Linked DNA regions of Homo sapiens: region 1 is linked to region 2. A link is an interaction called in ENCODE POLR2A ChIA-PET data of the cell type or tissue named here. Cell type or tissue: OCI-LY7. All regions are shown on one strand. Links, peaks and the distances in the headings refer to the core of each region. The heading gives the core; the rest is flanking DNA. Region 1 overlaps ABLIM1 (actin binding LIM protein 1). Region 2 holds the start of LOC101927692 (a long non-coding RNA gene).

The links. Peaks named below come from ENCODE experiments on the same cell type or tissue, not always from the same donor. Only the 100,000 strongest peaks of a DNase experiment are listed, where the experiment ranks them.
Region 1: POLR2A ChIA-PET joins it to region 2 with 12 read pairs; 2 of 35 experiments call an interaction of 5 or more read pairs at or near these places.

Annotation. Positions count from the first base shown.
Region 1 is chr10:114,443,399-114,458,992 of GRCh38, forward strand. It overlaps ABLIM1 (actin binding LIM protein 1), which reads right to left. Exons shown (of 23, transcript NM_002313.7): 13 at 9,981-10,085; 14 at 8,226-8,273; 15 at 4,482-4,622; 16 at 1,914-2,005; 17 at 631-736. Among named protein-coding and RNA genes, the nearest start is that of AFAP1L2, 47 kb to the left of the region's middle. In OCI-LY7, for the core only: no CTCF peak of the experiment used is centred there; no DNase peak of the experiment used is centred there.
Region 2 is chr10:114,760,417-114,776,010 of GRCh38, forward strand. LOC101927692 (a long non-coding RNA gene) reads left to right here and starts at 4,372. Exons shown (of 3, transcript NR_120628.1): 1 at 4,372-4,576; 2 at 15,526-15,594. It also overlaps a transcript of ABLIM1 not described here. In OCI-LY7, for the core only: no CTCF peak of the experiment used is centred there; no DNase peak of the experiment used is centred there.

The DNA of each region.
Region 1 (15,594 bases), core at 3,593-11,592, 320 kb before region 2:
ACCTCCCAGGTTCAAGTGATTCTCCTGCCTCAGCCTCCCGAGTAGCTGGGATTACAGGAGCCCACCACCACGCCTGGCTAATGTCTGTATTTTTAGTATAGATGGGGTTTCGCCACGTTGACCAGGCTGGTCTCAAACTCCTGACCTCAGGTGATCCGCCTGCCTTGGCCTCCCAAAGTGCTGGGATTACAGGCATGAGCCACCGCACCCGGCCTCTATTGAAGATATTAATGTAAAATCATAATGCTTAGAAAATGTCTTATTCATGTTATCTAAAAAAAAAAAAAAAAAAAAAGAAGAAGAAGAAAAGCATCATGTTTTTTAGAGGATTTCCTTTTGCTGCTTCCCTTGGAGATGAGTGTTCTAGAAGACAAACCTAGTATATGGGGATTGGCCTTCATGGATTTTGAGAACCTCCAAGGGTTCACCCATTTCCAGAAGAAAGGAAACACACATTTATGGAAGACCCATGACATGCTTATGAGCTCATTTGACATGGAGTGGGTTTCCCACACTTCCTTTCCCGTGGAATACTCTGTAGGTTCCACCACAAGTGAACAGTCAAGGCAGGTGCCTTACAAGCAGGTGGCTGGCTCTCGAATCAGGGAAGGTTGGGGGTTTGCTGCTTACCTGAGTTGATGGGAGAATCGTAGCGACTGGCTAACAGAGATGACCTTTCCCGGCTCTCTTTCTCCATCTCTTCTTTCAAGATCAACTGTCCCAGGCCTGAGTTAAGCTATTCACAGAAAAAAGGAAAAAAAAAAAAAAAAGAAAGCAAAGCTTGCAATTACTTTCATGGAGCTGCAGTTTCTTTGTAGCAGATCCCACAAGAAGTTTCTCTTGCTGGAGGGCCTGAATGCATGTGGCCCCAGAGCCTGGTAGTTCCTGAAGAGGTAGGTCAAGTTTGGGACCCTAAACCCTCTTAGCCCTTTCAGTTTCAAAGCTCCATTTCCCTAAGTCAGGCTCTGTGTTAGAAGAACGTTTTCCTTCCTCTGCTTTCCCTAAAGAGCCAGGAGACCTCAGAAGGCATGTGTGAGTGTGTGTGGATTTTTGATGTGGGAAGGGAAGACTGGGGCTGGTATCCTTTAAAAAGAAATTGCCTTGATTTGTTTAAAAACAAGAAATAAAGGTAATACATGCTAATTTTACAGATTTTGGAAAATCTAGAAGAAAAGAAGAGTAACCCATAATATGTCACTCAGAAATAACACTATCTTTTGATTTATATCTATCTAGTATTTTTGTATACACACATATAAAACTGAGATCATACTATAAATGCAACTTTGTATCCTTTGACTAATATCACGTGCATTTCCTATATGCTTAGAAAACATCATTTGAAAGGATTCAGCAGCCTCTTGACTGATAACAGACTGTCCTTCTGGGCTGCTGCAGGCCCTTGCTACAGGAAGGAGGGTATGAAGAGGACCCCTTCATGGTGGCCATTCCTTTCATTCCTTTTCTCCTGGCCCACATCCTGGGAAAAGACTTGGAGAAATGTTCAATCCCACAGTCATTCCTTCAGCAGAACTGCATGAGGGAAGGAAGGTGTGGCACTACCTGGGTGGATACCACCTTGCTCTGCCTGGCCCTCCAGCAGCCTTTCAACACATGCACTGCACACATGCCCCCATGTGGTCTCTCTTTCCTTCCCACAACAACCCAAACCTTCCACACCCCTCTGACCTCCAGCACCAATGCCATCTCCTCTAGAGCCCAGCAGGTATTCTGCCATATTCTAGTTACTATTAACAGACACCTGTCTTGCCTTGCCTGCCAGATTTCAAGCCCCTTGAAGACTGGGACCACCTCTTGCCTATCTAGATGGTTTATACATAGTAGTCATTCAAAAAATATAGATCTTATGTAACTAGCATTGAAGACAGCAGCAAGGTAGTTTAAGGACAAACCTTCATTAATTGCTCTTCTTGAAGCTGCCGACGTCTCAGAAGTTCCTCATCATCTTCCTCTCTGCCACTAGATCTGCGTTTCATGTCAGGTCCTAATTCCACAGCAAAGACAACTTCTCACATCAGCCCCAAGACAAGGGAATCTTAACGGGCTAGTCCATCTGTGTTCAGTTTGTTAGGCTGGCAAGGTCAGCAACGGTCTTTAACACTTTTAAGTAAACAATACAAGAGAAAACAAAAATGCCTGCCACCAACTCAGCACTACTGGCTGGTTTCTCAAGAAAATGGCCCTGTGTGACAAGCCAGGTCAACGTGCAATGCAAGGAAGGCCTGAATTTAGGCCTCCCTGCTCCATTAGAACTGGGTTTGCAACTTAGTCTAAGTTCACTGGTCAGAGATCACTTTAGTAAATGGAAGGGCATCTCCAGTTGTTATTTTGATGTCTTTGAAGTGAATTTCCTTTTTCCTTTCTTTTTTGAGACAAGGTTTCACTCTGTTGCCCAGGCTGGAGTACAGTGATGCAATCATGGCTCAGTGCAGCCTCGACCTCCAGGCTCAAGCAATCCTCCCACCTCACCCACCTGGGTAGCTGCGACCACAGGTGTATGCCACCATACCCTACTGATTTTTAAATATTTTTTATAGAGACATGGTCTCACTATATTGCCCAGGCTGATCTCAAACTCCAGGGCTCAACTAATCCTCCTGCCTTGGCCTCCAAAAATGCTGGGATTACAGGCGTGAGCCACCACGCCCAGCCTCAATTTTCAAATAGAAAGAAATGCAAATTTATCTACATACCAACAGATAGGTAAGATAGTCATTGTTTTGTGACATGCGTTTAAACCTTGTAGTTTTCTCTTTTTCTGAATATTTAGAATTTCATAATACTATCACTCTGTCTTCTACTCTTAGTAAATTCAATAAAAAGCATACTTTTACTATTTCTTTCGAGAAATGGGTCTCTAAGGTTTTCTTTTTCTCATCCTTTGAAAAATGGTCACAAAAGAGTTTTATACTAATAGGTAAATCAAAAGCATTAATACAGGTACAATTTTACTTTGGAACAATATAGTAAATTGTGTTCAATTTTTTAGCTTTCTGGAAAGGGGAGACAGGGAAAGGAAAGGAGGAATCTGTCTGAATGGTTGAGAGGTTAAGATAATTATTGTTTTCCTAAATTGCTTGGATTAATCTGGCTGTGGGAGGAAACAGGAAAGTTTGCTAATCTAATCAAAATAAACTTTAACTAATAGTCTTAGTTTTCAGCATTTTGATTAATGGACCTGAAATTTTTCCTCCTTTTGGAATCTAAAAGAGCTTTAAACTACTTAGTGATAATAAATTCAACAACAAAAACTTAATTCTCCCTCTTTCCAAAATGTAGCTGCTTTAATGTCCCAGTAAGCAATTTACTAAACTAGCAACCTCAAGGCCTCAAGAACTTCCTGAAGGGCATGGATTGGCATAGAAAAGCTGATGGTTGGTTCTTAGTTCTTACAATTATAAATGTCAGTGTGAAGTTTCTCTCTTTAGTTTACACTAATGAAAATCAATAGGCACAAGTTTGCAAGGACTAGATAAATTTCATTAATATAATGTACACAACACTTGTGAATAATGAACTTAGGAGGTAGATTTTTCCTTAAACTCTTTCTATAAGTATCAATTGATTTAAAATCCACTTGTATTGCTTGTGAAAGATATTCCAAAAATAACTTATTAAAAATAGCACAATGAAGATTAGGACATTTTGGAAAATTGAAGGCCTTTTAGGTTGTTAACAGAAATGTGATAAGATCGTGTCTTTGTAAAGCTGACTCGCTAAATTTTCAGTATTAGCTTCTGGGTTTGCTAATACTTCTTTTTAGGCCGAGTAGGTTCACTACTGATAATATAGTAAAGACACAGACATAATTGGAAAGCATGGAGCAAAGAATGAAACAGCTGAAATATGACATTTTAGCACAGAATTCATGAAAATGGTAGATGTAAAATCACATAACTTCACAGAAGTAATATTTCAGAACACCTACTACTCTGCAATAGCCCTTTTGCATGATGGACAACATGATCTTACAAGAAAAATGAAAGTGCTTCAGTGTTAAGATTGGTTGTTAAGAATTATAACTACAACCCAGAAATAGTCTAAAACAAATTTAACTGAAAGAAGTCATGCTTCTACAAACATTCGGTAAATTCACCCACTAGACTCTAATTATATAGAACAATGTTCTTGCCATAAGGCTTTCACTCAACTATGTTCAACAGAGTTACTGATTCTGCAGTATTAACTCTGAGAGTCCATGCAAACCATTGGTTTTAGACCAGTTCTGGATCCCAGTGGGTTTGGTTAGAACAAGACTCTGGTGGATGTGTTTTTGTAACTTTTAAGCGTTTTGTACAACAAGTTAATACCACGTTAGTTCTTTTCACTATGCTACCTCTTGGTCATACTTTTCTTTAAAATCTTCATAATAGGATACATTTTCTTTCATGTTTTTAAGCATGTCATCTTGAGCTCTCCTAGCAGTTTGTCCCTTTGACTTAGCCGTGACAGTTGCATACCTACGACAGCAAATGAGGGGGGACCAGGCCAGTGGTCCGTCTCAATCTTTGGTGTCTCGCTGGGGTCTGGTGCCTGGGCTGCTGGGAACTTGGAAAACTTGATGATATCTTCTGAGGACTTGCTCTGGGCTGCCAAGGCAGCTGCATCTAGATGGGAATCAGGGGTTGCTTAGCTATTGGTCTGTAAGACAATGGCGGTACAACCCCACTTACATAGTTTTCTTGTTCTCTGGCAAAAGTTTCAGTTCCAGAAAGTTCTGTTTATTACCATTATCCATGGCCCAGTCACTCAGAGGTACCTATTGACAAGTCAACTCATTTTCCTTACTTTACGTCAGAAGCAAAGCTTCATTCTACATGTGTTCTACATCTGAAAAACCCTATTCTAGAGTGCTGCCCAGCACTAGCTAGATGAGGCTATTTAAACAAAAAAAATTAATACAATTAAAATTCTGCTCCTCAGTTTCACTAGCCATATTTCAACTGCTCAGTAGTCACATGTGATTAGTGCCTACTGTCCTGGCCAGTGCAGATATAGAACATTTCCATCCTTATAGAAAGTTCCAGTGGACAACACTCTCCTAGAGTAATTAGTAATCTAAAATTAAAGAGCTAAGTTGAAAGCATGACGCTATCACTTGACTGTAGTTGTTAATCATTAGAGGGTTGGCGGGCTTTGCATCTTTGGGCAAGAAGCCACAAATATGTTGGTCCAGATCATTCTTTTATTATTATTATTATTATTATTATTTGAGACAGAGTCTCACTCTGTCGCCCAGGCTGGAGTGCAGTGGTACAATCTTGGCTCACTGCAACCTCTGTCTCCCAGGTTCAAGGGATTCTCCTGCCTCAGCCTCCCAAGTAGGTGGGATTAAAGGCATGCACCACCATGCCCAGCTGATTTTTGCATTTTTAGTAGAGACAGGGTTTCTCCTGGCCAGGTTGGTCTCGAACTCCTGACCTCAGGTGATTCGCCCACCATGGCCTCCCAAAGTGCTGGGATTACAGGCATGGGCCACCACACCCTGTCTGGTCCACTTCATTCTAATCCTTATATACTAAATACATGTGTCCTTGAGTCCTAGGAGAAATGGAAATTGGAAAATCCACTTTCAGCTTGCAGGAATTTGGCATTGAAACTTATGTTTGCCGTTTCCACTCATTGTTTTGTTCAAAGGTCTGTGCACACAAGTGAGTTATCCAACTTTAAAACAACAAAAGCCAAACTAGCAGCAATATTAGTTCACAAAGTTCTTATTGGCTATGCTTAGAGGAGGAGTCACAGCTTAGAGCCCCAGATCTAACCTACAGAGATGGAGCAAAACAAACCAGGTTAAATGGACAGTCCCTGATTCTGGCTAATTTTGCAAATCGGCCAGGGATGTCACTAAATATTTCAAAATGTATTTATAATGCCTTAAATAACTTTTTTCTTCTGGGCTTACATATTTTAAAATCTGGAAATAACCTTTTGAATCTTCAGCTCTAAGTCCTCCATTTTTCGGGTAACCTTCTGGGTCTCAATTTGCTTAAATAACTCAACCAAGGTCACCCAATACAAAGGGGTAGTCTTTTTTCCCTTCCTTGGAGATAGGGTCTTGCTATGTTGTGCAGGCTGGATTCTAACTCCTGCACTCAAGCAGGTCTCTCATTTCAGCCTCCCAAGTAGCTGAGACTATGGGTGTGGGCCACTGTGCCCAGTTTAGGAGGTAAAGTCTTGGCCAGGCATGAAACAGTGTTCCTCTGAATCTCTAACCTCATGAGAAAACCATTTCAGCTTGGAAAACACTACATAGGAAATCCCCTTCTTAAAGATGGACAAAACATGTTAGCATATAAGAAGTTCTCAGAAGTTCTGCATTATGAAGAACAAATGTGACTTGATTTAAATCTAGCCTTTCTCAAACGCATCAGGGCACAGACACCAGTTTTGGGCATAACAACTATTTCTTTGGCATGGAATGGCTGTTTTGCAAAAACATCCTTTGGAAAGCGCTGCTCTGGCTGGGCTATTTTTAATTAATTATAACAGCCTGAAAGACTTCAGTCAAAGTAAATATTATGAAAAGAAGTCAACTAATTCCTTCCAAACAAATAATCTAACATTATCCAATCTCCTTAAATTTTAATTATTTGATTATTTTTGTTCAGAGAGGAGGACCTAAAGATAGTATTTTTTAAAGCCTGTAAGTTGACAAATCAAATGCTGAGAATTTTATTCTTAAATTAACAACAAAAGGATGACTTCAAACAGTACTTACGCATTAGAATTGGTGAAGTCAGTAGTTAAACATTCACATGTTAATGAGTGTGTGGAAAGACAATAAACCATAAAAAAAAAAAAACAAAAACAATGTTAACAAACTTAAAAAGCAAGCGTATGGTTTAAAACCTCAAAAAAAAAAGATGAGAAAAAAAATCATAGCTCTAGAACCATTACGATACATACATTTCTCTTTGTCTTCCTGATTTTGGTCTAAAATTTTTTTCCTTACGCATTTTCAATGTTATTTGATTTTGATTTTCACATCGTCCTAATTCTTCTTTCTTTCTTTCTTTTTTTTTTTTTTTTTGGCGACAGAGTCTCATTCTGTCGCCCAAGCTGGAGTGCAGTGGTGTGATCTCAGCTCACTGCAATCTCTGCCTCCTGAATTCAAGTGATTCTCCTGCCTCAGCCTCCCATGTGGCTGAGATTACAGGTGTGCGCCACCACGCCCAGCTAACTTTTTTGGTATTTTTAATAGAGGAGACAGGGTTTCGCTACATTGGTTGGGCTGGTCTTGAACTCCTGACCTCAAATGATCCACCTGCCTCGGCCTCCCACAGTGCTGGGATTACAGGTGTGAGCCACTGCACCTGGCCTCATGTTATCCTAATTCTTAAGGACTCATGAATGTCAGCTGAATTCTAAAGGCAGCCTTCAAATTTCCAGGCACAATCTGTGTAGAATTTTCTGAAAACGCCTGAAGACCAGCTTTAGATATCTTTTCACAAAGATTTATGGTCGATATATCTACAGAGACTTAATAATGGTGGAGGAAAATGTGATTTACATAAAGTCATGTGAGTTCCTGAGTTAAAAAAAGGAAAACAGAATTATACATCCACGTTAGTGATTCTTAGTTTGCAGGAAGTTCAGAGACAAACTGATCTAACTAACTGGTTTTTACAGAAGAGAAAACTGAAGCACAGAGAAATGACGTCACAGAGCCATTTAGGGAGAAAGTGGGAGCAGAGCCTTGACCTCTGTGTTAGCCTGTATCCTGTCCACTCCACTGTGCACACATCTTCATGCCCAATAAGAAACTGGAGACCTGGACAGCCAAGTTGATGTAGGCTCAGTCAAATTAGTTTTTCTAGGTGGCTGGTTTTTCACCAGTTTAAATTAGTCTCATCAAAATTATTTTAAAGGGTGACTATATTTGATGGCAAAAAGAAAAAAGACTTGCTAGGATGTTTGTGAGTTGCTGTGTGACCAGTACTTCCCCTTCTCTAGGAACAGAATGATACATGGTTTGATGGGCTCAGCAACAGGTTAGAAGCTTTCTAATCAAGCTAAGTCTCTCCATCCAGGAGAATCAATTTTACAATATTTACATCTTAGTAGACCAGAAAGGCATAATATGCTGGATGCCCCAGTTTTACTCTCAAAAGCAGCAGCAGGAAAAGCCTTTCAGAGGACAGCAAGGAGAAGTTCAGCTGACTTTGCTATTTAAAAGCTACGCGGAGGAAAGCGGGTTTTACCATGCTGTTTGTAGATGGGTGGCTTTCGGTAAATGTTGATTCCTTGATCTGTGGAAATGAAAAGCAAAGGTGTGTGATTATGGGAACCAGTTCAGCGATGGGAAAAACAGATCAACCAAGGGGCAAATCAAACTGAAGATCTTGAACAAAAACAACCCAGAAGGTTAATTTCTGTATTACAAAGATTGAGTTTATTGAAAGAAAAATTATAGAAATGAGTGGCTTACTATAGACAAGTGTTATGGAAGCCTTTGTAATACATCTTAGGATATATAAAGATGTGATTAACTCATGAGCCATTTATTTCAAATACACACTTCATTGAAAGTGGGATTAAAACAGGAAGAAACGCAAGCAGTGGAGGTACTCTTATGGTGAGAAAGACATAACCAGCTTGGGGAAAATGCCCAAATTGCTATTGTCTAGAAATTGAGCCCCCAGTAGATACCAGTGGCTCAATTTACTTTTCAACTAATGAGTGGAACAGTGGAAAGCAATGTAGAAAAATCAAAAGTTTTTTTAAAAAAAACAGAAACTTTTTATGTGCAAGGCTAGCCTGGTGTGCTGATGGGATGTTCAACAAATCCTAATTTATACAGGCCAAATTTTTTAAAAAAAGAATGAATGAAAAAGAAAAGAGATGCTAAACACTATGTATATATTTATACAAGACCCCCTTGGATTATGGAACCATTTTGCTTTAACTATAAATACTCAGGAAATTTCAAAAGGTTTCTGTTTCCCCAGAACCGTGGGCACTGTATCTTGGTGGGGCATTTTTATGTGAAAAATCCCAGATATAGAACATTAATTTTCAAGATTCAATTAAACTTTTTTAGAAAGGACAGTCCCAACTAAGTGATATAAATCTCAGTGAACTTTCCTCTGTTTTATTAGGTAAGTTTAGAAGCAAAAGAAAAAAATGATTATAGATTCTAAATATGTACACTTACATTAATATAGTGGGTAATTTATTAAACTACTTTCAGTAGCTAAACAAAGCAAAAAACAATATACTGCTGGTAGAAATATAGTATTATTACCTCTGATGGCTAATCCTGTCCTTACAAAGTGAGCTGATTCTAAACATTAAGATATTATATTAATGGGCTCTGATTATTTCAGTTTCTGATGTCAAATTACTATTTGCATTATGACAGCAAATGCTTGTGACTACTAGAGCAAAGCTTGCAGCACCAAGCCTAAATTGCAAGATATCTTCACGGGCTATGGAGATGGCTAGTCTGTTATGCGCTGCAGAAAGACCAACCAATTCACCCAATTCTACATCTCTCTGAAAAGTCCTTGGAGAAAGTCTCCACATTAGAGAAAAACAGGAAATATAAAAGTATTCTCTCAGGTGATACTGTGGTTCAGTCTTTAGGATGAGAAGATAACTAGATTGCCATTGCCATAATTAGTCAATGACAGCAAACCACAGAAAGATATCTCAGAAGGCAATGATAAAAAGGTACAATTAAAATTTTAGTAAAAAACAAAACAAAACAACCCAACTGCTTTTACCCATCACCCACACTCTTCAAAAATTATTTTAGAAAACATAAACCTTCAACATAATCCTGGCATTTAACACATAAAACTTTTGAAAGGCCCCCTAGGTCAGATCCTGCAATTTAGGGTTTGTTAACTGTGCATCCCAATTAAAAGAGCATGAGAGATGAGACAAGACGAGGTTACAAGGCTACATTCTACACTGTGACAGGACACCAAGACACAGACTGTGTCAGCTCCTACCTGGAACATGGAAATGTTTAGGGGCCTGAGCGTAAGTTGGAGTTAGAGGGCGGCTGTCTGGCCGGTAAGGGAGAGGGGAGTTCCGGCCGCTGGACGGCTCATTGCCTCCAATGAGAAGAATGGAAAAAACAAAATGAGAGAAGGGAGAGAGAAACAAAGAAAACAAAGCAAGTGTAATAAAAATTCAAAACAACAGACTGGAAGGAGGTTCATCAAAAAGGAGAAACAAAAGAAACAAACTCAATTTATCAACTTGACTTGCAAAGGTGATATCAGGTTTAGTTTTCCGTTGCAGAGATTTGAACTCAGGTGGAGCTGGGTTAGAAGCAGCTAGCGGTCAGGTGCGTCATTCCAATGGCATGCATTGAAAGCTGTGAGCTCGCAGCAAACTGATTAGATGGAGGGGAGATTGGGAGCGATGGAAAGCTGCTTGCTCATGATTCAGGATCAGTTGTCAGGTGGTTAAATCCCAAGCGTGTAAAGGAGCGGGCTAGGCAAACCCAAATACAAATCACTCTCAAGCATGATGGCAGCAGCTGGCAATTAGCAGAGGTTTCTCCGATCTGAAGGTTAAGTCTGGGAACCCGTGTGGTCACCAAGTCCTTCCCCTTAGGAATACAAAGTGCCTTCAATTGCAGCGTGTTTGCATATGTTTCTGTTTTCCTCACTTTGAAATATATAAAATAGAGTCAGACGCGTGTCAGCCAGGTATTTCACGACCATTTATACCTCTCCCCATCTTTCACTTCAAAGATGAGGCTCAACCCAGGCCAATGATTCAATCATTGAAATATTTATTGAACACCTACTATGGCTGGGCACTGAGTACTACTGAGGACAAATAGATGAATGAGATATAGTCCCTGCCCTCAAGGGACTTAGAGGCTATCTAAGGAGACAAACTTAAATGCCATATAATGACATGCAATTGTTTACTCTGAGGTATAAGAAAAATGCTATGAGACTCAGATGAAGGTGACACCAATTCTTCAAGCTAGGTTTGAGCTGGGCATCAAAGAGTAAGCTCACCAGGTGAGAGGGTAGGTGAATGGGAGGGTGGGAAGCCCATATTCCAGACAGCTGGAATGTCATGAGAAAGGAGGGTGTGGAAGGGTGCAGACTGGAGGAGCAACAGGACTGGCCACCTTGTCTGGAAGGCATGGTGCTCTTGGAGGAGAGAAGAGGGACCAGGGCAGAAAAGAGAGCAAAGGGGTGGCTGCAAAAGCTTTAAGTGCCACCATAGCCACCATCACTCCCTTCTGACCAGGAGAATGGCCAAGATAAACTAATTCAGCTTGTGCAAAATTAGAAAGAGATTTGTAACTGGCCTAAATTGTCCTCCTACCCTATGTCTGGGCAAACATCTTGTCTCAAGAAGACACCAGAAGATGCAGGACTATTAAAGCTCAATAAATTAGTAGGGGTAATGACTTTTACTGCTGAGTTGTAAGAGCTCTTTATATATTCTGGATACAAGTCTCTTGTCAGAAATAATATGAACTTGCAAATATTTTCTCCCAGTCTGTAGGTTGTCTTTTCACTTTTTTGGTGGAATTCTTTGAAGCACAAAAGTTTAAAATTTTTGATAAAGTCCAATTTATTTATCTATTAACACTAATAATTTTAAATAAATCATAGATCATCAGAAAATAGAGGTCTGGCCAGTTGCTTCAGGTCAAATTTTTCTAAATCTATCCAGTCAAGTGTGAAAGATGTCAATTGTTACCGTTTGAATATACATTTAAGAGAATTTTAATGTCTCAGCATGTACATTTTTAAGTAACCAGAGTACAGATCTACACTAAATGGGCAGTAAGATATTCCAAATATGGGATCTGTGTCTATTACTGAGTCAAATTTAGATTTCTGGCTTTTGGTTATTGGTGTTCTGAAACTTTTGTCTTTTCTTCTCAAGAGCTGGTTTAGCATCCAGACCCAAATATGTTATAATGTTGACTTTATTATTTAAGTCATATATTAGTTCCTAAAAATTATGAAATATCATCCCAAACTATTGATCTATTAAAAAGCTAATTTATAAAAATGTTATCTCATTTATCCCTCTCCTAAAGAGAAGTAACTAGTTCCTATCGGGAAAAAATGAGTATAAAAAACACAGAGGAAAACAGGGGAAGGAAGATTATAATTTGCATTTAGAAGGAAATAGTGTTTTAAACCTGTTGCTGAATTAAAACTTGGTCTCATTTGTCATCATCAGTGCTCAGGGTATCGCCTGGCCAGGAGTAAGTGCTTAATAAATGTCTGTGAATGAATGATTGAAGGAGGCCAATTAATTACCTCCACAGCTATTTATTGGCCTAATTTAGCAAGCACCATGGCAAGATTCACCATCAATTTTCTCTAAATTAAAGGAAGCCAGATGCTAGTGCAATAAGTCCTCACTTAATATCAACAGGTTACAGGAAACTGCAACTTTTTTTTTTTTTTTTTTGAGACGGAGTCTCGCTCTGTCGCCCAGGCTGGAGTGCAGTGGCGCGATCTTGGCTCACTGCAAGCTCCGCCTCCTGGGTTCACGCCATTCTCCCGCCTCACCCTCCTGAGTAGCTGGGACTACAGGCGCCCGCCACCGCGCCCGGCTAATTTTTTGAATTTTTTTAGTAGAGACGGGGTTTCACCATGTTAGCCAGGATGGTCTCAATCTCCTGACCTCGTGATCCACCCGCCTCGGCCTCCCAAAGTGCTAGGATTACAGGCGTGAGCCACCGCACCCGGCTGGAAACTGCAACTTTAAGCAAAACAACATATAGCAGGTCCTTGAAGAACGTCGTTTATTTCAACCTAGAACACTGATGAGGGGAAAAACTAGTTTTTTTAATATTTCAATTCACTTAAGTCACAGTTTCCAAGTAAATGATGATGATAAGTAAAGACCTGTGTACAGCACTGGGCTCACAACAACACCCCTTTTATAAGTTTCCCATTACAGCTAATCTTTGACAACTCCAATATAAATGTTTCACTGAAGAAAAATGATTTAATCCTATGAACATTAGAAATTAACAAGAGTAATCCATAACTGAAAAACAGAATCATTCTTACGGTCTTTTCTCGAAAGAAGGTATAATGGGTCTCAACTTTTACTACTGCTTCTGAACCCCCCTGCCCCATGCTTTTGTTCTTTCACATAGACCTCCACTGTCCTTGCAGAAAATCAGATGTTTCCAGGAAAGTTCTCGTAGGTTTTGGTTATAATACACAATCAAATGAACCCCCATTAAATCAGTTTTTATCATTATTAGCCAGTGTCACGCACACACAAAAATATCTGCATATGCAGGACACAAACTTTAAGGTTATTAGAATTAGACATTTGTCCAGGGATTAAAATATTTCTATCAACAAGACCCTGTGTTGGCCAGTGCCTGTAGAAGCCCCTCACTTCTTGAATATGGTCAAAGCCTCTCAAAGGTTATGGAGTAGCTGTCTGAATTCCCAAGGACTGGATTCTGGCTGAATGCTGTCACCAGTTGGGTGTGGTTCTATATTAGGCTGGATGTCTTCAGCAAACATTCACCTCTCTAGTTGTTTTTTTTTTAAAAAAAAAAAAAAAACACTACTTTGTTCAAATTTTGTAAGCAGATGTAACTATAATCATTTAAAACTTCCCACAAAGCATTTTTAAAAATCAGGTAAAGAGAGACCCAATAACACACCCATCTCAGCAATTCTGCAGAATGTGCTTTTCACATATCACAACCGCTCATCGGGGAATAAGTTCTTGGAATACATAATGTTGCTAGGTACCAAATTCTTAGCCCTTGAAATACCAAAGGCATGACAAATTTTGGGCATTTTTAAAAGAAAAAGGAAAATTCTCAGGAAGAGGCCTCTTTCCCTTTTCTAAATTAAACACCTTATCTGTATTTATTTTTATTTTTATTTTTTTTTGAGACAGAGTCTTGCTCTGTTGCCCAGGCTGTAGTGCAGTGGTGCAGTCTCGGCTCATTGTAACCTCCGCCTCCCAGGTTCAAGCGATTCTCCTGCCTCAGCCTCCCAAGTAGCTGGGATTACAGACATGCGCCACCACATCCAGCTAGTTTTTGTGTTTTTAGTAGAGACGGGGTTTCATCATGTTGGCCAGGCTGATCTCAAACTCCTGACCTCAAGTGATCTGTGGCGCCTTGGCCTCCCAAAATGCTGGGATTACAGGCGTGAGATACTGCACCTGGCCAATACCCTATTTAAATGATATAACTTTGAACCCAACCCTGGCAGGAAATAACTTATGGGGGCCCTAAGAGGCCATCTGTGCATAGTTCCTTACTTAAACAAAGTAATGTGTGACACACCAGATGAAATATCATATTTGGAAGATATCATTATTTTCATCATCATCGTTGTCATCATCTATCAACCCTGAATAAGATACTGTTTAAAAATAATAGGCCGGGCATGGGCATGATGGCTTATGCCTGAAATCCCAGCACTTTGGGAGGCTGAGGCGGGTGAATTATTTGAGGTCAGGAGTTTGAGACCAGCCTGGCCAACATGGTGAAACCCTGTCTCTTCTAAAAATACAGAAATTAGCCAGGTGTTGGTGGCAGGCATCTGTAATCCCAGCTACTCAGGAGGCTATGGCAGGAGAATTGCTTGAACCCGGGAGGTGGAGATTGCAGTGAGCCGAAATTGCACCACTGCACTCCAGCTGGGGCAACAAAGTGAGATTCTGCCTCAAAACAAAAAACAAAACTACTCTGTGTGTGTGTGTGTGTGTGTGCGCACATAATACAATAGTACATATATATATATATATCACACTCATAGCTATTTTGTTCCTTTAAGTCCTCAGATTGGGCTACCCTAAGTTGTTAGTGTTCTCATCTATTGTAGTGACAAGCTACTATATTTCTATTTATGTTTCTATTTCTATTTCTTGGCCTTCATTTTTACCTCCTTTCCTGTTAGCCTAGTAAGCTAATTTTTTAGACCTCAGGGGAGCATTCACTCACAGGACTCTCACTGTACTTAACACATTTAAATGCCCATCTCCACTTTCATTCTTCTTTTTGGCACCATGAGAGCCCGAGTGACTAATTCTAAGACAAGCGAATAGAGATGGGGGTGTGCGATTCTGCTGTGGGGACCTGTTGGAGCACTGCCTAGCTTTCTGGACTCAGAGTGCTTACATCCCCAAATATAAATGAACATCTTGAGGGAACCTTAAGATAAGTTGGCAGCATCCAGAATTTTGTGACAGTTTTAAGATTGCCGGTTCTTGTCTAAAGCGTCAATAAGAGTTACGGTTTCCTTCAGCAAGTGTCAAATATATATTTACATCATGGCAACTCATATTTATAGCAAAAGAGGAAAGATTCCTTTCAAAGAAACTTAATATATGTAACCCTCCTGCTCAGAAATCCAATTTATACTTCATGGACACAGAATGTCATGTCTAGCAGTATTTCAAAGGGGAAGCAAGAGAAACTTAGCAGACACTTTACAAACGAAGCCCGAAACAAAGCGAAAATGGTTTTTCCAAATCTCTAGGCATAAGGTTGTCCAAATGGCCCAAAGATATACTAAGATAGAATGAGGCTACAAGGAAGTTTGGAGGACAGAAATAAAAATACACCCAACCAACAATGGATGTTAT
Region 2 (15,594 bases), core at 3,441-11,440:
CACACACACACACACACACACACACACACACACACACTGACTTAGTGCTTATAGCTCAAGAACTGATCTAAGGATTGATTTTACTACAAATTCAAGGACACATATATCAAATGTATAAGAATAGTTGCCTATGGCAAAAAGGTAATGAAATTAAATAATGGAGATAAAATAATCAATATATTAGACCACAGCAGGTCCTGATGGACTGACAATGATAGTAAACCATTACCTGAGAAGTGTGATTAACTCAAGCTTGTCTACACAAGTTCCCAAAAATTAAAAAACAAAACAAAACATAATGCAGTTCACAGATACAATGTGGGAACAATTCAACCTTCTGAAAATCTTTGCTGAAACATATGACACTCCCACATGTGAGATATTGATGTCCAAAATGATCTCTCTCATGTAAAAAAGAAATCTGTTTATTGAATCAGAACCATTTATTTTAAATGCAAAAAAGAACTTCCAGGAAATGTAGTGTTTTGCTGTTTTGATATTAAATACTAAATCTAATAATGGCTAAACTTGGCTTTCAAAGATAGTTTCTCCTTTCCTTGATTTAATAAACTGCTTGGGAGCCCTGTAACTCAAAGAGAGGAGAAACTGTAGTTGATACAGGCCAGAAACATGGCCCCCATATCACACCAAATAAGAACTCTTAGTGCACTAATCTTTACAACATCACCATGAAAGAAACCGATAAAGCTAGAGTGATGCTTGGGACAAGAGGCCCAGAGTGGTGGGCAGAAGTAAGAGAGAAGAAAGATGAAATGAAGAAGTCTCCCATTTATCAACTAGCAGATACATTTTAGGCTCTGCTATAGGCATCAAAGCTCAAGAAATCGGCAAAAAAAAAAAAAGTGTGGTTCTGATTCCTATTGTCCCTCCGCCCACATTCTAACCTTGGCCCCAACCCCATGAACAAGCCATGCTTAGCAGACAGCTTTGCTGCTACTCGAGGAAGCAGATGGCAGCCCCTATCACCTCTCTGCCCCAGCTTGCTACTGCCCAGGCTCTCGGCTCAGTCTGCAACCAAATTCCTCATGCCAAAGTTAGGACATTTCAAACTTGTCATGCGCAACCATCTCTCTCATTTCTGCAGTCTCAGCCATGGGAAGAACAGAGCCCTCCTCTCCCTTCTCATCCCTTTCTGCCCTGTTTCTTCCTTCCCACTGCACATCTCTCACCACTGACAACCTTCCACTGTGCTCTGGAACTGCAAGCCCTTGTCAGTGAAAAACCCTACATCCTCAGCCTTTCCCCAAAGTGCCCTCTCCATCTCCCAACTCCACTGAGATCTGGTTCTCCTCTCCCTGAAAAATATGTCATCTGGCAGCAACAGGCTTCCTAGGTTCAGTACTCACCATGCCACTTCTTTTCATGCCCTTTTCCTTGGAAAGGCCTTCCCTCCATCCTATTCTTTTTTACCTGGCTAAGTCCAACTCATTCTTCAAGAAAACAACTCTACTTTCTTTAAGAAGCCTCACCTGATATGGTTGTCATGCCCACAGCTAACTCAATGCCACTCTTTGGTATTACCATAATTCTCACTCTATCCCATATGCTCTCTCTCTCTCTCTCTCTCTCTCTCACTCGCTCTCTCTTTCTCCACTCAGGATATCCTTTTTTTTTGAGATGGAGTCTCACTTTGTCGCCCAGGCTGGAGGGCAGTGGCGCATCTCTGCTCACTGCAAGCTGCACCTCCCAGGTTCACACCATTCTTCTGCCTCAGCCTCCCACATAGCTGAGACTACAGGCGCCCGCCACCACGCCCAGCTAATTTTTTTTATTTTTTAGTAGAGATGGGGTTTCACTGTGTTGGCCAGGATGGTCTCAATCTCCTGACCTTGTGATCCACCTGCCTCAGACTCCCAAAGTGCTGGGATTACAGGCGTGAGCCACTGTGCCCGGCCAGGATATCCTTTTATAAATATGTGTGTATTTGTCTTCCCCATAAAACTGTGAGCTCCTTGAGGGTACATACTGAGCCCTATTAACTAATTGCTGGCATGTAACAATTATTCAATAAATGTTCATCAGATAAATCAATAAAAATCTATGTCCCTGACTCCAATAAGTGAAATGAATGAGTAGGGATTAAGTGGACATTTTTCCTTTATTGGATTTTTCTCTCAATCTATTAAAGCTGTTCTTACTTACTACCAAACAACATAAAGATATAGCCAAAGAAAAGCCAACCACCTTCCCTCCTCACCCTTACCTTTGAGGTAGCCACTGCTAAATGCTTGTTATGTACTGTTCTATGATTTTTTCTCTGCTTGTGGAACACACACATATGCACACATAGGGATTTTTCTCAATTTACAAAACTAGGGTCATTTATGACATAGATTTTATTCTAAAACACACTCTTTTCACTTAACAATGTATCATGGCCATCCCTCCAGACCAGTGCATATGGGTCTCACTCACTCTTTCCAATAACTGTGTAATAGTCCACATGTATGCGCCACAATCTGGTCACTCATTCCCCCAATGGATGAGCAGTTAGGTTGCTTCCAGTTTTGTGGAAGTTCCGAAAACAACGTTAGCAAAACTGGTCTAAGATTTCGACAGCACACATGAGTTATTTCCCTGCCAGTGCAATGGAATCTATCCACACACACCTGGGCCTTTTTCCTCATGACTCAAGCTTCTGAAAAGCCAGCAGTTTCACTGAGTGATTGCTTCTTTGTAAAGTGTTTGTTTTCTGCATGTGTCTTGCATGGTGTATGTATTTACTATTTATTGAATTGGACCGAAAGCTAACCAGATAGAAAATTGTCTGGAAGGGTTTATGGGATGCACTGTTTGCCATTAATTCTGAGGTTTTGATAGGAAGGGAGAAAATAGGAGATTTTCATTTTTAACTTTGTATAATTCCAGCCTGTTTGAATTTAAACATACTGTATTAATTTATAATTTAATATTTTAATGTATTATATAGGTATGTTAACATAGTTTTGTTGTATTAATACATTGATAGTGATTTTTTTTTGAGACTGTTGACCAGGCTGGAGTGCAGTGACATGATCTTGGCTCACTGCAACCTCCACATCCCAGGTTCAAGCAATTCTCCTGCCTCAGCCCCCGAGTAGCTGGGACTACAGGTGCACAACGCCATGCCCACCTAAGTTTTGTACTTTTTTTTTAGTAGAGACGGGGTTTCACCATGTTGGCCAGGTGGGTCTTGAACCCCTGACCTCATGCTGCCTTGGCCTCCCAAAGTGCTGGGATCAGAGGCATGAGCCACTGCACCCAACCTGATTTTAATATATTACTTTTATAACTTAAAAATAACTTTTTTGAAAGCTTGCAGGATGATCCAGACCCGGCATTAGAGAAAATAAGCTCTAATTCAATGGCTCCCAAGTCTGCCTGTACATAAGAAATAACTGGGGCTTATTAAAAATGCAGATGCCCAGGCCTAACCTGAATATTCTGATTTAGTAGCTCTGAAGAAGAGGCTTTGTATCAGTACCTTTGATAAACACTCCAGTTGACTCTTATGATCCTGCCATAATGGGACACCACTGTAATCTAGTGGTCCTTAGAATCACTTTTCACATGTTTTGGGACTCTATCTTTAGTGTTTAGAAACCATTAGATCTGGAATGAGGCCTGGGAATCTATATTTTTAAAAGGTTGCCTAGACAATTCTCCCCAGGTATGGAAACTCTATTCCAAGTGTTATAATTTCCTCTAGCTGGTAATTCAAAAATCAAAATATAATGGATCCGTTTTGGTCTCTAGTGGAAAAATACAACACCAAGTTACAAGTCTTTGATGAGAGTATCCTAAAATACCACAAGATGGGAATGTCTTAGCTTGCTCTATCATAAAATTAAAGAATGCTTTTAATTGTTAGCTTGAATAGAGAACTGGATTTTAATACTTTTCTCTTAAAATTTTAAAAATAAAGTTGCTTTTCTTATGAGATTAAATTGATTTATTTGTTTGTTTGTTTTTTTGAGATAGAGTCTCAGTCTGTCACCCAAGCTGGAGTGCAAAGTCGCAATATCAGCGATTCTCATGCCTCAGCCTCCCGAGTAGCTGGGATTACAGGCGTGTGCCACCATGCCCGGCTAATTTTTGTATTTTTAAGAGTGATGGGGTTTCACCATGTTGGCCAGGCTGGTCTTAAACTCCTGGCCTCAAGTGATCCATCCGCCTCAGCCTCCCAACGTGCTGGGATTACAGGCGTGAGCCACCGCACCCGGCCAATTGATTTCATTGTTTTCTTTTCCTTTTTTTAAACCAACCAGGGACATTTAATTTAAAAAAATACAAGCAAGTTATCCAGGACCTAATCTGCTAAGCAGTGTTCTCCCCAAGAGGATGAAGCCCTGCTGGCTGGCTCTGACATTCAATTCAGACTGAAAACACAGTAACTCCTCTGGCCCTTGCTGGGAAATGTCCTGCGCAGGCCATGGGCAGCACTCCAGTGCAGCTGACCTCCCACAAGGCCCCCAAACACATGATCCCACCAAAGGCTTGAACAGGGGAACCTCACAAGCAGGCAGAGAGCACACCTGAGACACAAGGACAAGTAAGTCAAGCAAATGGGACTGAGGTAAGCAGCCCCAGCCCCTGTCTCCATTGTGTGCCCCCTTAAGGGGGGCTGTTTTCTACTTTTTTCTTTTCTTTTCTTTTCTTTTTTTTGGAGATGGAGTCTCGCTCTGTCTGGCACAATCTCGGCTCACTGCAACCTCTGCCCCCTGGGTTCAAGCTATTCTCCTGCCTCAGTCTCTCGAGTAGCTGGGACTACAGGCATGCGCCACCATGCCCAGCTAATTTTTGTATTTTTAGTAGAGATGGGGTTTCACCATATTGGCCAGGCTGGTCTCAAACTCCTAACCTCATGTTCCACCCACCTCAGCCTCCCAAAGTGACAGGATTACATACAGGTGTGAGCCACTGCGCCCGGCCATTTTCAACTATAAAAAAAAAAAATATTCTATTATTCCTACCATAATCTACAAGCCTAGATATTAGAAATAAGTAGAGATCATTTTAAAAATCAAGAGCATTTATCTTTTCAAGGATCTAAAGGACTTCCTATTGATAAGTTAGGTACTTAAGTAGACACATTAAGCTTCTGGTCCTATAAGCTTATTTCCCCTTTCAGGAGTACAGACAAGAGCAGATGACTGAATTGAAACACCATAGTGAAGCCCACAGTTTTGAAATCTTTTAAAAAATTAATGACAAAAATATACACATTTCTAGACAAACTCAACTCCGTAACTACTAAGCACTCTACTAATCTTTTAGAATTTTTTTTCAAATTCACATAAATAAAAGTGCTGCATAAAAAGATACGTAAAATCCTCAGTCTTTGGTAATGTCTAGGAAATTCTGGTTCTCAACACTGAAATAGGAAGAAAAAACTAGGAATATCAAATTAACAACATCTAGTATCAGCGGCCTTGTTTTCCACACTTTGTCATTACCAAATGCCTACCAAGATGTTTCTAAATGTATTGGAAATTCCAAGTTACTTATCAAGGCTATTTCCTTTCAATGCCATGTCTAAGCCATTCTCTCTCTCTTCTTAGCAAATCAATGATTGTGATGTCTATTACAATATTTGAAGGACTAATAACAGAAGTAGTAAAACAAAGTGGATGTGATCAGAATCAGACAGATTTGGGTAGAAATCAGGATCTGCCATTTACCAAGCTTAGCTCAGGCAAATTTTATAATCTCTCAAAACCTCAATTCCTTCATCTGTAAAATGGGGAGGTAATAACAATAGCTACTTGATTGAGTCATTGTGAGGATTAAATAATGTAACACATGTAAAGTACCTGACACCTAATAAACATACAATAACTGATATTTATTATTATAGATATTTTTCCCTCTACAAGATTAGTCAGACTTCAAACTGTTAAATGCAAGATGACCAACATGAAGTTTGAAGGGGAAATAAGACAACTGAATGAAATGTCTATAGCTGACTCCAAACCATCCTGCTTGAAACTGGGTTGAAGAAGAAATGTTTGAGAACTCAGTCCCATTCCAGGGCTTAGAGCCCCTTAGAATCTCTGGGGCCATCTTCATTTCACATCCTCAGATAAACCCGAGACCCTGGAATAGGAGGGGCCAGAGACTAAATGAAATTGTGTGACGGCCTAACAAACTTGATGCTTCCTAGGGCATACCGAGATTCCACATAGTTACTTGGCCCCTACAGTGTGCAAGGTTCTGCACTAACAGGTTTGGGTGCTGTAAAGCTGAATCAGAAGTGGACTCTGACCTCAGAGAGATTTACAACTTATAAGAGATATTCTCCATATGTTCCTTGTGGTACTTAGGACAGCGGTCAGCACTCAAAGCCTCAGTCTAAGAACATAGTTCAGAGATTGTTATGACTCCATCCATATACACACCAAGTCCCTTATGGTGTTATCTGTTCCATGCTCTTTTTTCGTTCTCTAATATACGTGAATAATTAGGCATGAATAGGCAGGTAGTATCTCAGAGCCCTATGTCACCTCTGCATCCTGGTATCTACAATATAAATTCTGTCATTCCACCAAGTCCTTTCCACCCCATTTCTAGGTACAGATCCAACCAACCATATCGCCAAAGCAATCATCAACAAAGATCAGAGTGCTTGAAAAGGAATTAAAACACTCTGGATAGAGATTACTCTATTCATTATATGCCCCAGGATGAACTCTGAAAAGCAGCGCTTAATTATCCAACACGTTATCAAATTCCTAAACTCCTTCCAAAAAGCAGGATTAAAGCTTCGGAGTTTAAAATAAAAAATAAAAAAACAACTCCGCAACTCCTCTTACAGGTTGCCTTCAGGGTATCAAAAGGGGTGGCACTTACTGCTTTGCAAATACACTTTCTAAAAATAATCAATATTTTCTTTAAATGCTTACGGCAAAGCAACCAATTCACTTCATTTTAATTGCTCGCAAGCTGCAGAATGACTTGATCTCTTTAATATTTCACTCATACTAGCAGCCACTGAGCTATGACTAACCCACTCTCCCCAGCATCGTCGCTGGCTCCAGATGGCAAGAAATACATTCCCTTTATTCTTGCCTGAAAAGCAATTCTGATTTTTTTTTCTTCCACCCATTTCACCTGCAGTAATTGTTTTACTCCAGAAAGAAAATGGGTGGGGAGTGGAAGGGGAGATTCATGCAGAGGGGAGTACAGGTGGGGAATTTACTTTTTTTTTTTTTAATGGGGTGTAAGCACTGCAGCTTTAAATCGTGCTGCCTCAAGCCCTGGATTTCTTCCATAGCCGAGCTGCAAAATGGTAACTAGAAAGGAGGAAAAAATACCTCTTCCTCCCTCCTGGCCAGCCCTTCCACAGCTCCCGGCAGGGCAGCCAGCGCGAGCCCATCCCCCACGCCTCCCAGCCCAGACGCGCGGCGGGCACAGGTGAGCGGGGCGCCGACTTTGGCCCTTAGGCTCGCCCACATCCGGGGATCAAGGTCAAGGGCGAGGGCTTCCTTCCCCTGCCCCCGGCCCCCGGCAGCCCCGAGCCCGGGGATCCGCTGCCAAAGTTTCAGGCCGGGCTGGGGCCGGCGCGGCTGTCGCAGCCCCCCCGCCCTCCCGCACCTGTTCGGCCCGCCGGGGTCAGTGGACGGTGCCCACCTGGTCCCCACTCACCTCTGGCGGACATGGTGCAGGCAGCGGGAGCCGGAGCTGGAAGGCGTTGGACAGCCCCGCAGGGCGCGGGGAAGAAGGCAGCCCCGGAGCGCCCGCCCGGCCCCGGCCCCCTCCGGCTCCCGGTGCGGGGACGCCGCCCGCAGGACACCTGGCCGCCCGCTCCGCGCAGCAAGGCCGACGGGCGGGGACGCAGCGGCCGCAGGGACCCGCCGGGCGCGGCAGCGCTGACACCCGCGGCCGCGCTGGGCGGGGCGCGCCTCCCCCGCCCCGAGCCGCCGGGGCCCACCCGGGTCCAGCAGCCGCTCTGCCGCGGCGCCGGGCGGGGCTCTGTCCCCGAGGAACGAGGGTCTGCGTCCTCCCCTCTCCCCGCCCGTCTTCTTAATAAGAAGAAAAATAACGTGGGTGCTCCGAATGGCTCTCCAGCTCTCTGGTCCCAGAGAGAGAAAGCAAGAAAGGGCCGTTCGTTCCTTCCCCTAAGTGATGCCCTTGACAGGAGAGCGAAGACCACGGTCGCCTGAGGGGGCTCAGCCCGCAGTCCACACGCGGGGACCGACCCACCAGCCCCTCCGAGTCGGCCAGGCTCTCGGAAAGCCTATGGGCGGGGTGGGATGGGGCGGGACTTTTCCTCCAGCGACCCTCGAGTCAGCGGGGGGCGTCAGGGTCCCCCCACCCAGCACCCGGTCTTGAGCCAACAGACACTCAAGGGAGGTCTGTGCATACACTTGATTTACTGCATCAACTCTGAAGAGTCGGGGCTGGGCCGGGCTGGTGACCACTCTGAACAAATCCCCTTTTTCTATATGTCAGGATAAAAAGGAGAAAATACAACAAAAACCTCTTAGTGCCCTGGAGGTTTATCAACTAGCGCTTGATGCTAATAAGCAACATAATAAAAAGCCACCAGATCTAGAAATTCTAACTAAAAAGGTGGGATTCCACTCTCACGCCCTGTCCTCTCTTCCTCTGTGCACTCTCAAAACAGATGTTCTATGGCCGGGTGTGGTGGCTCACTCATGTAATCCCAGCACTTTGGGAGGCTGAGGTGGACGGATCACTTGAGGTCAGGAGTTCAAAACCAGCTTGGCCAACATGGTGAAACACTGTCTTCAATGAAAAAAAAAAAAAAAAAAAAAAAAGCAAATTAGCAGGCCTTGGTGACCGGTGCTTGTAATCCCAGCTACTCGGGAGGTTGAGGTATGAGAATCGCTTGAGGTGGAGGATGCAGTGAGCCGAGATCACGGCACTGCACTCCAGCCTGGGTGACAGAGCAAGACTCCATCGAGATAAGAAAGAAAGAAAAAGAAAGAAAGAGAGAAAGAGACAGACAAGAAAGAAAGAAAAGAAAGAAAGAAAGAAAAGAAGGAAAGAAAGAAAGAAAGAAAGAAAGAAAGAAAGAAAGAAAGAAAGAAAGAAAGAAAGAGAAAGAAAGAAAGGGAAGGAAGAGAGAGAAGGAAGGAAGGGAAGGAGAAAAGAAAGGAAGGAAGGAAGAAAGAAAGAGAAGGGAAGAAAGAAAGAAAGAAAAGAAAGAGATGTTCTAGTTGTTTTCTATGTTGGCACTGCCCAAATCCATCCTGATGTGATGGGAATTGTATGGAATTGTATAATAGTTCTGACAATTCAGAAATATTAAAAAATAGGTGAACGTAATTCTTTCAGAAAAAATAATTGATGGATAATTGAGCATTGTTGAAAAAAACCCAACCAAATGATCATGTGGGAAAGGAAATACTAGAAAAAAGATTTGTAATGGGAATAGAAATTCTCAGATTCAAATGCCAACTACAAAAATCAACTCATTATTTATCCATCTTGACAACATCCCTTTCACTGTCTTTTAGGCAGAAAACTTGCCAGTGAATCACAATTCAGTTGCTTCAATCTCAAAACAACTCTCCTCTCCCACTATCCTCATTCCACTCTTAACCTTTCTCACCTAAAGCATGATCACAGGAATAGCCTGGTTGCCCTGCCTACATTCAGCCTCCAGCCTCCACTGCCTCCCTACCACCCACCCCCCAGGTTTATTTTGCCCATTACCTTGAGAATAATTTTTCTATTTATAACATGACTAGTTCATGTTCTACTATGAGGTTATTAGTGGGTCCTCACTGATCTCCAGATACAGACTGAACATTTCAAACTGTCTTCATCCAAGCAATTAATTCATCCAGCAAAATTTTATTGAACACATATTATGTACCAGTCTCTAGGGTAGATACTAGGGTTACAATGGTGAACAAGATAGACATGATCTATGCCCACACAAAGCTTAGAGTCCACTGAAATTTTAAGGTCCTTCATAATCTGTGCTTTCCTACCTTGCCAGTGCCATCTCTAGCTACTCCCTACTCAAACATTTTACTGTAGACAGACTATTTTTCCCTCTGTTTCTCAACAAGATAATATGTTTCCTGTCTCCCTGCCTTTACTCATTCTCATTTTTCTTCCCCAGTGTCCTCCTCCCCACCCAAGTTAACTCATATAACATCTTATGAAAGGTTCTCCTTCTACCTTAACCCACAGTGATCTCGTTCAATCAACTTCTGTGGCATTTACTTTCAGAATCACCTGTTTTTACTTAACACACTGCTTTCTGCTGCTGTTTAATGGTTTTGTTGTAAGTCTTTTCTATCTCCCCAAATCTCCTTGAAATCAGGGACTTGGCCAGTCTTGTCGAATTGAATTTGTTCTGGAAGTATACAGAACATATGTTATATCAGATATCATACTAGTAAGATAGAGAGGTCCCAGAACTGTGTGCCTTCTTTTTAATATTTATTTATTTATTTGAGACAGAGTCTCGCTCTATCACCCAGGTTGGAGTGCAGTGACACCTCTTGGCTTACTGCAACCTCCACCTCCCGTGCTCAAGTGATTCTCATGCCTCAGCCTCCTGAGTAGCTGGGATCACAGGCACGTGCCACCACACCTGGCTAATTTTTGTATTTTTAGTAGAGACGGGGTTTTACCATGTTGGCCAGGCTGGTCTCGAACTCCAGGCCTCAGGCAAACTGCCCGCCTCGGCTTCCCACAGTGCTGGGATTACAGGCATGAGCCACCGCACCCGGCCTATTCTTTTAAGTAATATCTAGTCTTTTTCTCTAACTGCCACAATAGTTCTGGTTCTTATAACCTCATAGCAGAATTACAGATACAGTGGCAAATTCCTAATAATGAACAGATCTTACTCTTGTCCTTAAGATGCTTGTAATAGACTACACAGATGATTATAAAATTCACTCCTAGATGTAAGTCTCAAATAAGGCACCTTTCCCAATACTGTTAGGCACATAGCAAGTACTCCGTGCCTGCCTGACTGGCAGGTTGCAAAATGGTAAGTTTGCTATCAAAGGTCATCTTTAGCTAAAAAGAGGTTTCCCTATGTATTTAGCTTTAGTCTTCTTCAGGTTAAGTATATATTTTAAAATATATGTGATTTTCTTACATTTTGGAGTTGTGATATATGGAAATGACATTTTAGGGCCACTCACATCATCTCAGAATCTCTTTCTATAATCTCAGAAATCTGAAACCAATTCTTCCAATCATACAGCAACCAAGTTTGTTAATGGCTTGAATCTCCTAACAAATGTCTCATCTGAAATAACTGAGAATACTTTAGAAATCATTGTAAAAGCAAATTGTAAAGTGCAAGGAATTTTAGGAGACATAGTAAATGCCACTTTTTAAAGTCAGGAAATAAAGTACAATCTATTGGTTGAAACCAGAGGAAAAATTTATATAGACCAAAGGGATGAAACACATTCCAGTCTGTGTTTGAAAAAAAGAGGTTCCTATTTGACTCTTGCCAAAAATGCTCTTTTAATTTCTAATGGAAGGAAAGGTAATGTACATTATTAACATTTTTTCTTTATTGATTTTTTAAATAATTGAATATTGAGTCTTACTCCCACAGCTTTTCAGCTGCCAACTCATCATCACTTCTCATTCTGAACCTAAGCTTCTCATGAGTAGCATGAGAATAATTCTTCTTTCTGCATAACTTCAAGCTTAAAGGCACACTGAACTACTCAATGGTTTTTAATCAAATACCTTTATAATACCTACTATGTAATAGGCAATGAGGAAGTCCTGGCAAACAAGTTAGAAAAGCAGTATACAAGGTGGAGAAGCTAAGCCTGAGAGTCTTCATTAAGCCAGGCCACTAAAGGGGGATAAAATGACCTCAGATTAGTCATATCCCTGGCTCCCGAGAGAAGCAAACTAAAATTCTTTTTAAATACTTCTTTTTTAGTAAAAGCATCCAACAGTGGCTCATGCCTGTAATCCCAGCACTATGGGAGGCCAAGGTGGAAGAATCATGTGAGCCCAGGAGTTTGAGACCAGCCTGGACAACATGGCAAAACCCTAACTCTACCAAAAAAAAAAAATTTAAATTAGCCAGGTGTGGTGGCTTGTGCCTGTAGTCCCAGCTATTTGGGAGTCTGAGGTGGGAGGATCACTGGAGCCCAGGAGATTGAGGCTGCGGTGAGCTATGATTGCATCACTGCACTCCAGCCTGGGTGACAGAGTGAGACCCTGTCTCAAAAAAACACAAAAACCTTCATCAGTGTAGACCCCAAGGATTCCACAAATAAAGATCAAGCAAACATGAGGTCATAATAAAAGATGCCAAAATACACAGGAAAAGAAGCCATGCTGAGTGAGAGTCAGCAGAAACAACAAATAGATACTAAGTAGTTTGGGTATTATAATTCCCAGATAATACATATAAAACAAGAGATAAAATATATATAAAGTAACAAAAAAATAACAAAAGATACACATCACAAAACTAAGCCAACACCAGACTATCAAAAATGACCAAGTAAATTTCAAAAAGAACCAAATAGAAATAACAACTATCAACTATAGAAATTTTAAAACTCATTGGATAGATAAAACAGACAAACAGAACCAAAGATTTAGTGAATTGGAAAGTAGATATTAAAAAGCCACTAGAAATACAGCTCCAAAATATTGGGAGATGAATAATGCAAAATAGAGGTTAAGATATATTGACAATAGGATAAGAAGATCTAATTTATAAATAATAGGAGTCCTAAGAAACAATTTTAAAATGGAGAAAAGACTACATTTGAAGGAAAAACAACTAAGAATATTATAAAATACATATATCAATAAAGGAAATACAATATATACCAGGTTGGATGAATAAAAAGAAATCTAGACCTAGACACACTGATATTGAAACTGAACAACACTAAAAACAAAGATAAGATCTAAAAAGCAGTCAAAGAGAAAGGACATAGCCTAGGAACAAAACAGATTGATAACAGACTCAAGGGAAAGGATAAAAGCCATGAGACAACAGAATTCTGATTAGCCTATAATTGTTCATTTAAAATTTCACGAATAGGCCAGGCGCGGTGGCTCATGTCTGTAATCTCAGCACTTTGGGAGGCCAAGGTGGGTGGATCACTTGAGGTCAGGAGTTCAAAACCAGCCCAGCCAACACGGTGAAACCCTGTCTCTACTAAAAATTTAAAAATTAGCTGGACATGGTGGTGCATGCCTGTAATCCCAGCTACTCAGGAGGCTGAGGCAGGAGAATAGCTTGAACTCAGAAGGCGGAGGATGCAGTGAGCTGAGATTGCGCCACTGCACTCCAGCCTGGGCTACAGAGAGAGACTCCGTCTCAAAAACAAACAAACAAAACAAAAAAATTGCATGAACAGCAAAAATATCTTTCAAAAATGAGGGCAAGATAGATATTTTAAGACAGATATTGAGTGTACCACTAATAAAATTTCTGTATCATTTATATATAAATATATATGTAAATATATAAATATATTTATGTAGAGTAAAATGACCACCATTAAAAAGTATGAGATAGAAGCAAGAATGAGGAAAAAAGAAATTTGTTTACATAGAAATAAATCCAACTAAATATCAATACATTTGAAATGAAGAACTAGGATAAAATGTGGTTCTTTGAAAAGAATTAACAAAATGAATGACCTTTAGTGAAACTAAGAAAAAAAAGAAAGAATAAATAAAGAGTATTAGAAAGACACCCTTAACTACAGTTAGAAGAGAGATTTAAATGAGATTATAAACTGGAATTCTGCTTTTGGCCATGATGAAGTAATAATTAGACTTGTCTTCCCAAATCAAACAACAAAACTGAAAAAAATACATGAAACAACTATTTTTAGTTATTGGACAACAGGCAGCCCAGGACAGTGGTTCTTGAGAAAACAGAAGCAAATAAAGTGAGTCCTATGAATGCCATGGCTTCTGACTAGAGGAAACTCCCAGGCTACAGGTGGAGGGAGGAGAAACCCAGACAGAGCTCAGTGGTCTCACTGAGTTTAGGAGAAAACAAGCATGGTCCCGAGAGGCCATGGTGGATGGAAGTTGTGGGATAAGTGCCCAGAGGAAACTATGTGGAGAAAGAGCTACAGGAATCTACAGAAGAGTGTTCTTGAGACCTTACTGATTCCTAAGCTGCACATATACCGGGTGAAGTTCCACGAGGATAGGTAAAATGAACAAATATTTGAAAGCTGCCCATTGGTAGGGCTCCTACAACTGAGAAAAAAGTTGGACTGAAAAACAAGAGACAGAGTTAAACAGAGTAATAAGTAATCTAGTCCAAAGCCAGGGCAGAATGTGAAACTTGGAAGGACCTCTAACCTAGACATGAGGGCTAGGGGCAGCATTTGGTAGAGCAGAGCAGAGATGTTAAATATTTTAGATGTAGGCTCTGTCATAAAGGAAATCAGTACAAGGGAACCAAGGCGGAGATAAGAATGAATTCTAGTCCCTAGCAGAAGCCAGGGGAAAAAAAGTACTAGATGTCCAAAGATGCCCATGCCAGGAACTAGTTTCCTGAAACAAAACAAAAAACACAGGTGTATTGTCCGTTCTCACACTGCTATAACGATACTACCTGAGTCTGGGTAGTTTATAAAGGAAACAGGTTTAATTGACTCACATTTTGGATGACTGGGGAGGCCTCAGGAGACTTACAATCATGGAGGAAGGTGAAGAGGAAGCAAAGACCCTCTTCACATGGTGGCAGGAGAGGGAAAAATGCAAGCAGGGGAAATGCCAGACACTTATAAAACCATCAGATCTCATGAGAACTCACTATCACATGAACAGCATGGGGAAACCGCCCCCATGATCCAATCACCTCCCTCCCTCAAAATGTGGGGATTACAGGTCCCTCCCTCCACACGTGGGGATTACAATTCGAGATGAGATTTGGGTGGGGACACAGAACCAAACCATATCAATAGGGTATTTGAGCAGTTTGAGAATTAGATATGTGGGAGTTCAATGGAATATTTGAGGGATCAGGAGATGCAACTGGTTTATCCTAATCATCAAGGATTATTCCTCTGTTGCTGGATGGTGTCTCTTTAGTTCCAAGAGAGAGGTGAGGCATATTTTAGAAAATGACTGGATTATCATTCTGAATACCATAGATAGACCAGGAAGAGCACATTAGCCACAGTAAGTTCTCAGTGTTCTGCAGATGAATCTATGGGATTATTGAAGACACACGTTTTACAAGCCTTCTCAGTCATTTAGATACATCAAATCATAGTGAATGGAACCTACAACCTAGTGATGGCACTGATTCTTATATTATTGAACTGCTTCATTTAAATTCTTAAGTGACAAGCAGGATATATCATTTGTGACTGAACTCCAAATCTAACATTTGTAAGGCATGAAACATTTTTCTAACCACTAGGACATCAACACTATTTTACCCAAAAAAATCAGAAAAGAAGCATCTAATACAAATTATGTTCCTAATATATAGGCAGAGGGCTGTTGCTAATAGTCAATGGAATGCCAAACTCCTGATGGGATTACATTAACATTTTGATTTGATTGCAGATTAAAGCCAGTGAATAAAACTAAAGGTCACTTTAAAGGAGTATAAAGCTACAGTGGACATAACGTGGC